Linked DNA regions of Mus musculus: region 1 is linked to region 2. The links are chromatin contacts, found by Hi-C or POLR2A ChIA-PET in ENCODE. All regions are on one chromosome and are shown on one strand. Each heading gives the region's core, a stretch centred on a gene start or an enhancer-like site at or near the end of the contact. The rest is flanking DNA. Distances are from core to core; before and after follow the strand shown. Region 1 overlaps Pdzd7 (PDZ domain containing 7). Region 2 holds the start of Pax2 (paired box 2).

What was found. A loop is a pair of places that touch in the nucleus more often than their neighbours do. ChIA-PET counts read pairs that join two places held with the same protein, here RNA polymerase II (POLR2A).
Region 1: POLR2A ChIA-PET joins it to region 2 with 12 read pairs in Patski. The contact joins the enhancer-like site here to the promoter of Pax2 in region 2. A Hi-C loop is called at or near these places in 1 of 37 maps with a recorded cell type or tissue (T-helper 2 cell). POLR2A ChIA-PET finds 5 or more read pairs at or near these places in 1 of 5 experiments (Patski).

Annotation. Positions count from the first base shown.
Region 1 is chr19:45,025,506-45,032,389 of GRCm38, reverse strand. It overlaps Pdzd7 (PDZ domain containing 7), which reads left to right. Exons shown (of 16, transcript NM_001195265.1): 11 at 2,101-2,192; 12 at 2,319-2,410; 13 at 2,579-2,650; 14 at 3,067-3,666; 15 at 3,911-4,011; 16 at 4,416-5,483. The coding sequence ends at 4,775. Lzts2 (leucine zipper, putative tumor suppressor 2) reads right to left here. Exons shown (of 5, transcript NM_001130526.1): 5 at 5,286-6,588. The coding sequence ends at 5,905. Among named protein-coding and RNA genes, the nearest start is that of Lzts2, 11 kb to the right of the region's middle. Within about 2 kb of position 2,194, at least 2 of the 3 ENCODE cell types and tissues checked have a DNase peak (open chromatin) inside an H3K27ac peak, as active enhancers do.
Region 2 is chr19:44,755,227-44,761,804 of GRCm38, reverse strand. Pax2 (paired box 2) reads right to left here and starts at 4,899. Exons shown (of 10, transcript NM_001368747.1): 1 at 4,369-4,899; 2 at 762-930; 3 at 1-117. The coding sequence starts at 4,411. RefSeq lists promoters at 4,437-5,711, 4,437-6,578, 4,437-6,578.

The sequences.
Region 1 (6,884 bases), core at 945-3,444, 270 kb before region 2:
GCACATGGGGGGCAATCTGGGCAGTTTCAGAAAGCCACTTGTTCCTAACTTTACCTGGACTGTGACGGGGCTGTGTGTTGTTATTGTGATGTGTACACTGTCATGTCTGTGAAGTGTTGTGTTGACATGCCACACATGTTCGTATGTGCATAGCATGCATGTATGTACCCATATATGATGAAGTATCACTCAAAGGCTAAGATGGGGTCATTCACACATTCTCTTTCCTAAGATCTGGTTTACAATAGAAATGCAGATGGAGGGCCCTATCATGGGCTCTGAGCTAAATTCTGTCCTCAGTTCTGAACTTTAAGTGAGCGGTGTGCTCCAGCTCTGGTGAGCCTGCAACTCCGAGATATGGCCACTAGGAGGGGCTCTGTGTCTGTATCTTTGACCAGCCCCTTTTCCCACACCCATCCTTTGCCCAGCCTTCTTCAAACCAGGACTTCATTCACTGTGGTTCTATTTACCCTGTAGGCTGAACCTACTGCTCACAGCCAACCCAATGCCCCACCCATACCCTCTGAAACAGAGCCCGGGTCTGAGAGAGAGGCAAAGTTCCCTAGTGATTAAGGCGGCATGCCTGAATCTCCTCTCTCTCCCCTGAGCTGTCCATCCACATCCCTCAGGCCAGGAACTTAAAGACCTCTCTTACTGATGCAGAGGTATTCTTCCCTCATGAGGCAGAACAGAGTACAAGTTGCTTTCTCCCACATTCTAGGCCTTACCTGGTGTGACACCCCAATCTGCCATCCCCAACTTTTCTGGGATCTTCCAGGGCCACCACATAGCTGATGTCAATTATGAGCCGCATAGCTTTAGGGGGTGCTAGTCCCATGTTCTCAACCTGTGCAGCCCTGCCGGAGGGTCTCCATGAGCCCTTGATGCCACATGAAACCTTTGTTACCTCGCTATCCTGCCTGCCCTCAGAGCTTCTGTGCTGCCCCTTGTGTCCACCCTGGAAGCGTTGGCGGAGTGGTCCCTTGCTTACGATCCTTCACCCTTCTCAGAAACTCATAATGTCTCATTGCGGTCCGTGGCTTACGGATGACTGCCACGTGAGGCCATCTGTCCCTGTTCCCACCAGAGTCCCTGACGCTCTGGGAGAGGGTCTTATCATTGTGTCTCTTTTGCCACCCAGCTGCTGATCTTGTGTTTGTGGACTTTAGGGATATGCACATATATGGTAGTGTATTGTTGATGTGAGTCCTGTAAGCATATGTGTAGGTTAGGGACACACACACTTTTTCATTTATTCCTAAATATTTATTGATGATTCATGCTAATGGCCAGAGGGCCAGCTATTTCTGTGTCTATGTCCATACGTGGTAACAATCCAAGGAGCTCTCTGAAGTTGTCTTCCTTTCACCACCAGGGGGCAGTGTGCTGCCCAAGTAACTTGGCTGCCAGTATTTCGTTTTCTAGAATCCAAGGGGTGTGGCATCCCGGCCGGTGGCATCCAGGCCGTACCAGGCAGAAGGGTACTGACTAGAGAGGCTGTAGAGCCATCCGCTTGCCAAGATCACCATTCTAACCCTGAACAAAGGGTGGGAACCGCCAGGACCACAGCCTAGTGTTGGGCTCGCATTCATTCCTTCTGCCTGGGCAAAAGCGTTGGGGGTGGGGGTGGGGGTAGAGGTGGGAGTGGAGGTGGGGGAGTCCAGCACCTGAACATTCTTTTCCTGCCCCAGGGCAAGCAATAGGAAGATGTCTTGGGTTCTTGCTTTTCCTTTACGTCTTTATCTGTGTGGCTTTGAGCAAATTCTCCCTGAGCTTCGGTTCCTCATCTGTAAAACAGGAATCATCTCAGAGTGGCCGCGAAGTGAAAGACTGCATGTAAAAGGCTTAGAATTGCCTGTCCAGATGCCATTATTGATGTTGGTACTTGTTGCAGATCTGTGGATCACTCCAGGCATTCACAAGGTCATGCATCCACAAGGTCACTGACACACCAACTTGTGGACCTTGGATAGGGCGACTCTGTCCTAGAGCGAAGATGGCCGATGGGCTCCAGGGTCTCTGTGTGCCCTGGTGTTTCCCCACACCCAGCTCTAGCTAGAGTTGCTGCTGCTGTCTGACCTGTGATGTCTCTAAATGCAGTATGTCCATGAGGGTGGTGTGGAGGATCTGGTGCGCCCCCTGCTGGCCATCCTAGACAGGCCCACGAAGCTGCTGTTGCTGAGGGACATCAGGTTGGGAGAGGCTGGGGGTGGGGGGGTACGACCCGGGGGAACGGAATGACCCTAGGACTGAAGCTTCTCCATGACTGCACCCCCTAGAACCAAGCCCTGCTTACCCCACATCCCTGCCTTCCCCAGGAGCGTGGTGGCCCCCACAGACCTTGGCCGCTTCGATAGCATGGTGATGCCTGTGGAGCTGGAGGCTTTTGAGGCTCTTAAGAGCAGGGCAGGTCAGCAGTGTGTGCAGCGGGGGTGGGGGGTTGGGGGGGCGGGCGGGGACTTCTGGCTCCTGAGCTCTAGTTGTGGGTGGGGTGGGAGTGGAGGGTGGCTCATTGGCAAAGCTATCTGCGAGCCTGGCAGGGGTGTCTGACCTCTGACCTGCTCTCTTCTCCAACCAGTGGGGCCTTCTGCTTTGAGACCTACCAGGCAAGACACGCCACCCAAACGTCACCTCATCACCCCTGTGCCTGGTCAGTCAGAGTCCTATAACCTGGGGAAAGGGGACAACCCTGGGGACATTGGAACAGGGAGAACAGGTCTTCCATCCTTGCCTCCGAGCAGGGTCACTGACTGTAGTCAGGAAAGAAAGCGCTGTCCTCCAGGCCATGTTACTCACACATCCCCGTACAGGACATTTCAAAACTACGTGTTTTTAAATCTGGTCTCTTGGCTCTGCCAAAGTAGAACTGTATTACAATACAAAATACTATTAATAATAGGTCATGTTTGTCCACCTGACCCAGTGCCCCTTTACCATGGGGCACCTAACTCTGAGCAAATCTAGACCTTGTTTGCACACACTCGGGCATCCTACAGGAAACAGTAAGCAGCAGGGTCTGCAAGGGATGGTCAAGAAAAGCCAGTTAGCCTTGACCATGTTCCGCAGATAGCCGTGGGGGCTTTTACCTGCTACCAGTGAACAGCTCAGAGGATGAAGACGGAGAGATAAGGGAGAAGCTTGGGGTCCTTAAGGTCTCCCTCGGTGCCTCTGCTCCTCACCACAAGGGAATCCCCCCTCTACAAGACGTGCCAGTTGATGCCTTTTCGCTACGCCGAGGCGCATGCGCACCTCCTCCCCAGCCACCTCCTGTGGCTCCCCGACCTCCCAGGCCTAACTGGCTACTGACAGAACCCCTAAGCAGAGAGGACACTCAGCAGAACCAGAGCCAGACCCCAGCCCAAAGCTGCAGCCGCAGTCGCAGCCGCAGCCGCAGTCGCAGCCACAGCCGAGGTCAAGGCAAGTCTCCTGGGCGCAGGCGCTCCCCTTCCCCGGCACCCATCGCCACTGCTGCCACAGCCAACGGGCGTTACCACAGGCCTCGGAAAGCAAGGCCCCTGCTTCCACGACTTCTGGATGGGCAGGTGGCCAAAGTGGGAGCCAGGCAAGGGCCCTTGGAGAATGGTCGGATAGCTGAGGAAGCAGTCGGGAATGTCTCCACTGGAGCGCTGAGGACCATCACACTATCCAAGATGAAGCAGTCTTTGGGTGAGTCCTGGGAGCACTATTAAGCAGGGTAGACTCCTTGGGTTTGAGGGAGGTTGGTGGGCCAGGGAAGGAATCTGAGTACTAAGGTATATCGTTGGAGAATCTGTTTGGAGGTTGAGACTTGAGACAGAAGCCAGAGATGGGAAGAAGGCGGGACTGGACTTGGGGCTGGGATTCTAGGATCCTCCCGGGAGCTCAAGGTTTAGGGTAAGACTGTAGTCACTCTGCTTTGGATCTTGCCCAGGCATTAGCATCTCTGGGGGCATCGAGTCCAAGGTGCAGCCCATGGTGAAGATAGAGAAGATCTTTCCCGGAGGTGCAGCTTTCCTCTGCGGGGATCTACAGGTGCGTGAAGCGCTAAGCCTCTCTAGGCCTGCGACTTAAGTATAGCAGGGTTCAAGACCGCTCCACACTTCCAACTGGGCATGTTCAGACCAGGTCATAGGAGGTGGCTTGGGAGTATGGGGGTCAGGCCGGTAAGATGGGCAGTCCTAGAGAAGAATGTGTCCCCTCATGCAAGCCTTGGCCTGAGAATGGCCCATCCTGTTCTACCTCCTCCCAAGGGACAAAGGGCCATTGTCTGTGCCCCACCCTGCCCCCAACAGCTGCAGGCACAAAAGTCCTATTGTCCACTCCCTGCACCCAGATGGGGTAGGAGTGTCCTGGCTGGTGGAGGTGAAAGGCCGCTGCCTTCAGGTTGGGTGGTGGGTGGGAATGACTCAGAACTGAATATTCCATCTCTGTGCCAGGCTGGCTTTGAGCTGGTGGCAGTGGATGGCGAAAGCCTGGAGCAGGTAACCCACCAGCGAGCAGTGGACACCATCCGCAGGGCTTACCGAAACAAGGCTCGGGAACCTATGGAACTTGTGGTCAGGGTCCCTGGGCCTGGCCTGCTGCCCCTAGCCTCTGACCTACGAGTTGTTAAGGACCAGAGCCTTGCTCCTGACTGTCCCTCCGCCCTTGGACCTGTTGATGATGCTCGGATTCTCACCCAGCTACCTCCCCCTGAGGCTAGGCAACTCCAGCAGTCTCTCAGCTCAGCTCTAAAGGTCCCTCAAAGTATCCCTAAACTCTCCCCTATACTTAAGGATCCCCATGACCCTTCCTAGTGACCTCAAGTCCTCCTGCTGCCTCTGGGTTCTGTGTACCTCTATCCTATCCATTTGACTACTGAGAGCACCACCACACTGGTGGCTCTGATCCACCCCGGCTGTCAAAAGGGCTCTGGCCTTTCAGGACAAGCTGGATGTCCAAGAACACCGTGTGCTAGTGGGCAACCCATGTCATGTGCATTCCCTAATCCTGGACTGCTTCCCAGTAAGGAGACAGACAGACTCAAGTCTGGAGCCTGTGACTAGTGTGAGGTTTTTCACGATGGACCTGGCTCACCATAATCTGAGGGTCGTAAACTGAGAGTCCTCAAGTGGGGGGAGGGTGTCACTGCAATCATCCCCCAGCCTCAAGCAGGGTTCAGTGTAGAGGACAGGATGGGAAGGCTTTTCTAGTTCCTCAAAACTCATGGTGTGGTCCAGTAGGACCCAGGATTCTACTAGATTAGTCCTAAGAATTCCATCATAGGTAGGCGAGCAGCCAGCAAGCAGAGATGGATGTCAAACAAATTCCCCTGCAGTTTCTTTATCCATTGCACTTTTTTTTTTTAAAACAAAACTTTTTTTTTTTTTTAAATTTTTTTCCCCTTTGGGTTTGTACAAGAAATTTACAGTGTGAAAAATATACAAGTGGAAATGAGGCCGTAACCCTGGAACTAGGGAGGACGGCTTGGTCACAAACACAAATAAACAAGACATTGCTGGGTTCTTCCTTTGGTCTGACTTCAGCCCCCTCAGCCCAGAAGAGGCTTGCAGAGCTCAACATGGGGATCAGCCCCATGCCCGGCCCTGCCCCTCCACGTGGACATGTTGAGGGCAGGCACATCTGGAGCAGCTGGTTGCCCTCGGGCTCTCTCTGGCTTCAGGCAGGTAGATGCGGAGACAGGGAAGCAGCCTCTTTCCCTTCCCAGCTGGAGTGGGCTGGCAGTGGCGACAGTGAGGGAGTGAAATGGCAGAGTAGGCAGGAGCCTCTGGGTGACGGTGACACAGAGGGTTGATTCTGCTGCTTCTCCAAGTTACGGAGCCACCCGAATGCTCGGCCGAGGCCCTTTGGCTCTGAGACCTGGAGCGCGTGCTCAGTGGATCCCCGGGCAGGTGGGCCTCTGTGGCTCAGACCCCTTGCAGAGCCCTAGATCTCAGTGGCAGTGATCTCCTCCAGACAGATGCAAGGGGCCGACTCCGCCAGGCCCAAATCCGCAAGCTCGCGGGCCTCCAGCTCCAGGCTCAGTTGCTGCAGTTCCTGCTCCAGCTGCCGGTTACGCCGGTACATCTGGATATAGTTGTGCTGCAGCTGCTTCTGGTAGCGGATCACCTGTTCCTTCTCTGCCTGCCAGGCCAGCCGCTCCCCCTCAAAGCTGTCCCGTTGCTCGTCCCCTCGCCGCTGCTCCCGCTGCAGTTCTTGGCGCAGCCGTTCCACCTGAGCCCGCAGGCTACCCCCTGCCCCAGCCGCTGCCCGCTGCACCTTGGCCTCATCACTCTCTGCCAGGAGGAACGGGTCGGTGGTGGCAGGGGGTACAGGGGGATCCCGGAGTCCCGATGCTTCGGCATCCAAATGCCCGGCCTTCTCCCGGAGCCGCTCAGCCTCCTGGCGGTACCGCTGAAGCTCCTGCGAGCAGGCCTCCAGCTCCTGCTCCCGAGCTCGGGCTGCCTCCTGCAGGCCCCTGGCACGGCCCTCACTGACCCGCAAGGTGGCCCGGGCCTCACGGAGGGCCACCCGCAGCGCCACCAGCTCACTGCCCTTCTGGACCAGCTCTGCCTGAGATTCCTTCAGTTGCTGCTTCAGCAGGGAGATCTCACCTGATTTCTGACACACCTGTGGGTGCAAAGTATTGAGGAAAGATGGTGAGGCCTCTAGGTACTGGGCACTGGGCGGTATGCTGGGTATTCCAGAAAATGCAGTTTCGGGAGTTTACGCATGGACGCACAGCAGGAGGCGAGCCTAGTGATGCCTCCATGGTTATACTTCTAGTAAGAGGCGAAAGGAGAACAAAGACCCAGATCTTTTCCTTTCAATGCCAGGATTCTTATGCCAGGATTCTTTATAAAGACTGCCCAGGCCTGGGGATGGTGGCACAGACTGCAGGAGTGGAGTGCGGCAGTCCAGGGCAA
Region 2 (6,578 bases), core at 3,650-6,149:
AACATAGTCGGGTTCTGTCGCTTGTATTCGGCAATCTTGTCCACCACTTTGGGCGTTGCCACCTTGGGCTTGGAGCCACCAATCACTCCGGGCTTGATGCTGCCAGTCTCGTAGTACCTGGGCCAGGAAGGCCGTCGGGGTCAGCAAGAAGCCGGTGGCGGCAAGGGCAGGGGGGCTGCAAGCTCCAGAGCTGCTAAGCCGCTCTCCCTCCCTAGGCATCGGCGTGAAGGGAAAAAGGCCCTGTGTAGCTGAGCAGAGACTCCAGAGGATGCTTGACTAGGGTGGGAAACAGGCAGAGTGGCTGAGTATGGACAGTGGCTAGAGCAGGCATCCCTGGGAGTGGAAGGCTGGTTTTCCACGTGGGAAGCAGAGAAGGACCCATGCTGGGTGAGCTGACCCCACCCGAAGCACAGAGTTCCTATGGAACCTGGACCCTCCTGTAGTCTTCCCAACGCTGCCGCTGACTTTTCTCATCTTGGGACCCTCTTCCTCCAACCCCATCTACATTGATTAGCTGGGGGGGGGGGGGATACCTCCTTTTCTGAATGTAGCTGCCTTCTCTTGAAGGGCCCGGGAGCTGGGTTACGCTAGCCAGACCCTATTCCACCCTCATTCCAAGTCCCAGCCATTACTTGAACGCCCTTCTCGAAAGGGGCAGCCAGCCCTTTAGATCCTTCAAGCCCTTTCCTTTCTTTCCTGTCTGGCACCTCGACTTTTAACTAAAACCTCAGCAGGGAAGGGAGGCAGCACCCGGCCCTCACCTGCCCAGGATTTTGCTGACACAGCCATGGCTGACCCGCAGCTGCCGGGAGATGTCACAGGGCCGCACACCCTGGTGGGCCAGCTCCACGATGCGCTGCCTCACCACGTCGGGTAGGGGCCGGCCGTTCACAAACACCCCCCCGAGCTGGTTCACACCCCCGTGCCCTGCTGGGGAGAGACAAGAAAAAAACACAACACCCCACACACAGCAGGGACCGGCCATTAGTCAGGGTCCGAGGCCCGCCACGTGCGAAAGGAGCAGGCAAAACTAAGGGGCATATCCCAGGACTGGGGGAGAAAGGTGGCTTGGTGGGCGGTCCGGATAGAGGATTATCTATCTTAGAACCCCGGCTAGCTGTAAGCTCGCACAAGCTGAGCTAGCGAAGAACCCGCCTCTCACACCAGTGTGCCGCAAAGGAGAAAGTGAGGGAAGCGTAGAGAAGCCAGGAGAGGGAGAGCAGAGCTGAAAAATGGAGAGGAATAAACGACAAAGGGGAAATAATGTTAACGGGGGATGACAGTAGAGATGTGGGGAAAAGAAGGACCGGACGGGGACAGCACTGCTGCGGACTAGAAACCCGCCTGCGCCGCAGGTTTGGCGCGGCTTGAGTTTCACAAGGGCTGGGAGCCAGATGGATTTGGAGGGTCGGGGTCTTCTTGACTCAGCTCAGCAGAGTCTTCAGCATAGAGGGAGACTAAAGCCAAACACATCCCGTTCACCTTCGCTGCCTAACTCTTCCTTCTCCCCTTGTACCTACTTCTAATTGTAATCATACTGTTTCCTCTTTCCCTGTTTTTCATTTTGTCTTTATCAGGAGTTCTTTCTTCCCTTTATGTTTTTGCTCTTCAGGTGTTTTGTACAATATTTTCCCTCTGCACCTCTAATGTCTATGGTGGAAAGAAATCCTGGTGGATAAGGAGCGGCAGAAGAGGTGGTGGTTCGGGATCGGCTGCGCTCAGAGACCGCGAGGCGGCGAAGATTCTCGCTCTTCCCGGCAGCCGCTGAAAAACGCCGGCTGCTGGGGTTCGCTTGCCTTCCATGCTGCACAAGGCTAGCCTCTCCCCCCACAGTCTCCCCTGAAGGTGGCTTGGTAGGGACCGCACCTGCGGACTTAGGACTCCGGGACTCCGCATTGCCAGTCTAAGCCAGTTCGGGACCCTCTGACCTTTCTCAGACCTCGGCAGCTGCCTACCAAACCCAACAGTAAGGGCGGATGCTCTGGCGGCCAGAGCAGAGCTCCTGGTTTCCCGTCCAACTGGGCGAGGGCTCCCAACCTGGAAGCCAAGAAGGCCCCCGGGTGTCAGGCTCAAGGCCGCTGCCGGGTGCCCCATTTTCTACGGCCTAAAGCAGCCCAGAAATCCTGCACCTAGAGCGATTAACCTGCAGCCGCAATTACTCAGCAACCCAGCCGCAGAGGCTTCTAGCGGCAGAGTCAGGCCAGACAAGGTCTACAACCTGCAGCCACTGCTCCGTGGCCTCCAGCGAGTTTCGAAGAAAGCGGGCGCATCTCGTGCCCTCTTTAAATCTCTCCCATCTTTTTATAGGGAGATAAAAAACAAGCTTGGGAGAAGAAACCCCTGGACAGAGGCCTCTAATCCAGTGGTTCCGGGAGGCCAGAACCTCTTATCTTACAACCCCCATCCCTATGGTCTCCCCATCTTTGGTCCCACTCCCCCACCCCTCTGCTCCCTACAAACCCGGACCATCAATAATTTAGGCCCCGGGAGAACTCGCGTTACCGGTATGAAAAGGCGGCAGCTGCGGGCAGATTAAAGATGAATAATTCAGCCTCACCGGGCTCCGGGCCCGGCCCCTCTGCCCTAATCTATGGGGTGGGGATTGCAACCGGGCACCGCTGGAGTTCAGGGCGGATGGGCTGCGGAGGATCTGTGCGGAACCGGGCCTAGAATGCGCAACTGCCGCTGGCGCAAACCCGGGCTGTAGCTGCTCGTCTCGCCGGCCCGTGCAGAGCCTCTCTCCCTTCCTTCGACCACCTTCTGCTCGCTTTTCTCCCCTTTGGGTTTCGAAGAGGTTCCCCGTCACTGGCCCCGATTGATGGGTCCAGGAAGCAATCCTCAAAAACCCCCGAGTGCTGCAGAGGCAGCAGGGCTGAGGCAGAGACCGGCCGCCTGGATGAACCTGCTTCATTCCCTCCGAAAAAGAGCAAGGCTTCCCGGCCGGCTGAGAGATTCGCAGCGACCCGAAGTCTCGCGTTTGGGTTTCCTTTACCTAGAAATTATTTAGGGAACTATATTTTATTGCAGGTGTTTTTTTTTTTTTATAGTCCCGTGAAGCTCAATATGTGCTTAGGAAACAAACAAAACACGGCTCCCTCTTGGATCGCGTTTTAAAGCACAAATCAGGCTAGGTCTAAAAGTTACCTTGTGGAAAGTTACAAATTATCCTTAATTATTAATCTATAGATGGGGAGGGCTTTTCTACTTAGAATATTATTTATCTTTTTAAGCAAGGGGAGATACCTGACAAATAGTTTTCGGAGCTAAAGAGCCGTTATGAATTAGATGCATTCAAATATCATTATGATATTTCCTCTATTCCTATTTTCTTATTTCTCTTCCCCAACATCCTTTTAATTTTCTTTCCTTGATTTTCCCCCCTCTTGGTTTGATTTCTCCTTCCTTTCTCCTCAGCCTTGGCATTTGTCTTTCTTTTGTTCTTTCCCTCTGATTATATCCATTCTTGCTGACCCCCTGGCCAGGGCGCTGGCTGAATGGTCCTCAACAGTGAGTGGAGACAGGCAAGGAAGTCTCTCGAGTGTACAGCATCCAGGTGCTGGCCTGGATGGCTCTACCTCTCTCCCTGACTTTGATTTCTTCTCAAAATCCTTCATTGTTTTTTTTTTAGAATGATCACTTCCCTAGGCAAAGTTAAAAAAAAAAAAAAAAGTGACCGGCCACTCTCCTGTTCCTAGCTAAAAGGGAAGGGAAGGGGGGGGGGAAGAGGTGAGGGTGGGAGAAAGGGTGGGACGTAGCAAAGCAGCCCCCCAGGAAGCCTTAACTAAGCCGAAGGGAACAAGAGGCGCCGAGAGCTTAGGCTCAGAAGGGGGTCACACCCCCAGGATCTTAGGCATAATTGTCCTGACACCAAGGCTGCCCAAACTAGGAGCCTCCTCACGATTACCCACAACTCTAAGTTTGAGGAAGGTAAAGATGAGGGAGGAGAGAGAGAGAGAGAGAGAGAGAGAGAGAGAGAGAGAGAGAGAGAGAGAGAGAGAGAGAGAGAACAGCCTGAAAACTACTGCCAATTAGTCCTTTAGTCCAGGGCAAAGACTGACTAGGGGGTGGGTGGCTGGAACCTGGGCCCAGGGTTATGGATCCCGAGAGGTAAGGAGGAGCAGGTGGAAGGAGCCGAGGGAGGTGAGACACTAGTGAAGGTAGAAAGGCAGGCAGAACCGTGAGTATGGCGTGGCAAAAAGCAGAACGGTGGCTGAAGGCGTGAGAAACACTAGGTAAGAGAAAGGACGAAAGGAGGGAGCAGGGAAAGGCCAGTGTGGCCTCTAGGGTGAGACCTGAGCGCAGGGGGCCGGACCGCGCTGGGGCTACATGGGGTTGGAACCGAGACAGGAGCCGGGCGCCGGTACTCACGGTGCATCGCGGAGAAGGGGTCTGCTTTGCAGTGCATATCCATCGGGAGGCAGAGGAGCGGGAGCAACGCGGCCGCCGCCGCCGTGTCGCCTCTCAAACTCAACTTCAGGACTTGAGGAGAAAAGGAAGGGACGGTGGGGGAGGGAGAGTGAGCGGGCGCCCGACTGCTGGGGGGCAAGCGAGGGCGGGGGACGCCGCGCCGCGCTCCACGCCGGGACTCCTCCGGGCCCGCTGGGGTTTGCGACCGCAGAGGCTGCAACTTGCCACCGTTGGGGCACGCGGCTGGGCAGTCAGCAACGCAGCCCCGGGGCGACTGGCTGGACCAAGGGGCACTTGGGGCGCATGGCTCGCGCGCCAGCTGCGGCCAGAGCTGAGGCCGGGTAGGGAAGACGGCTCACTCAGCTCCCCTGGAACCCGGTTGTCCGAGAGGCTCTGAACCAAGAGAGCTCAGGGCGGGGGCGGCCCGAGGGCGCCAGGAGGGGAGCCGGGCCGCTCCAAGTGCCGGCGAGTTGGCGAAGTTGGCAGAGAAGTAGCAATCCCCGGGATGTCCAAGCGGGCGCCCGCGGGAGGGGAGCGTGCGAGCCGGCCCCCGCCCCCGGAAAAGGCAGGCGCACGCCGCGGCGACCGAAGGGCCAGGAGGGAGGGAGGCAGCCTAGGAGCCGAGCGGCGCCCGCAGCGCTGGGCTGGCCCCAGGTGGGTTGCGGCTGCAAGAAGACTCGGCCGGAGACTGGAGCCTGGGCTCCCGGTGTGTGTCTCTCTAAAAGCTGCAAAGCCCCCTCCAGACCCCCTCCTCCTCCCCGCGCCGGGAGATGGATGACTTGTCAGACAAAGGCAATAGATTCCACCACTCTGTGATTCGCCAGCGCCGGAGCCCCGAGCTTCGGCAAGGAGGGCCCCGCGCCTGTCACTCCGGTGCTGGCGAGGGGAGGGCCCGGGAGGGGGGGGAAACGGGAGGGAGCAGCGGGTGAAGGAAGAGGGAGGGTGAGGAGCGGGCCAGGGGGAGGAGGAATGGGAGCCCCGGATTAAAACTACACTGAGAAACGAAACTCGCCGAGAAGATAAACGTTAGATAAGGATAAAGAGCGGCCAGCCTAATGAATATTCAGGCAACCACAGAGGGCCTCCGAGCGCGCGGCACTCCGAAGCCAGGCTCTCAGTCCTAACTCGCCCAGCCCTGCCATCCACCGGCCAATGCCCGCAAATCCCAGACGCCCGCGAGTCCGCAGCCCCTGTCCTAACTCGGCTACCCTTGCGCTGAGTTCCTTTCCGTTTCTCCCTGTGTCTTCCTTCCTCTCTCCCTTTCCCTCTGGTCCTTCCCTTTCGCCTTTTCCTCCTGTGGTACCTTCCCATCCACGCACGCATGATTCTCATTCCGGGGCAAAGTGCCCAGCAGTTTGTCCCCTCCCGTCCCACACGCGGTGGCGCGCACCCCCTCCCCGGAGTCTGGGCAGTCCAGACGCCTGGTTTGGAATCAAGCTAGAGGCCTCTGGCTAGAACCCACCTGCCTTGGTGGGACCCAACGGATGGTAGGAGAGCCAGGGAACTTGGCACCTGGACCCTCGGGTAGCTAGGGAAGGGACTGTGCCGGGAGACGGTGCGCAGCGGCTTGTCCGCGGCAGTGACAGAGGATGCAGAAGCCCAAGGCGGGACCAAGGCGTTCTCTTTCCCCGGCTGGGGAGAAGAGGAGGCTATGAACGCGACTGAGCGCCGCCCGCCGCCAGCTCTGCAGATCCCGAGCGAGCGCAGCTGGCGCAGCACGCCGGCCTGGCCCGGCTCCTACCAGAGCCGCTGGCCCAGTCTCTGCAGCCTGGCCCGCACTCGCTCCCTTGTTCGCTGGGGTCTTCTCGCACGCACTAAGCGAGAGAAGCCCTTTGTCTCCTAACTGGTTAAGTACAGAATATCCAGGAGATCTTTATGAAATATTTTCCCTAGTCTCATAAATCATCTTGGCACTTCAGCTGATGTTTTAACTCACCCCCCCCCCCTTTTTCGCTCCCTCCTCCCAGGCTTCCCTGGGTCTGAAAAAGGGCGGCTCCAGGAAGCTCAAGCTGAGAAACACAGCTTTCTTGCCCGGCGGACCCAAGACTCCTTGGTGTTGTCTGCAGCTCCTGAAGCCCAGAGGAAGGGCAATGAGTGTAGACAGTGCCCCTGTCCCTATAGCCAAAAAGCCTCGGCAGTAGATGGGGTTGGGGGAAGCACCCACTAGACTC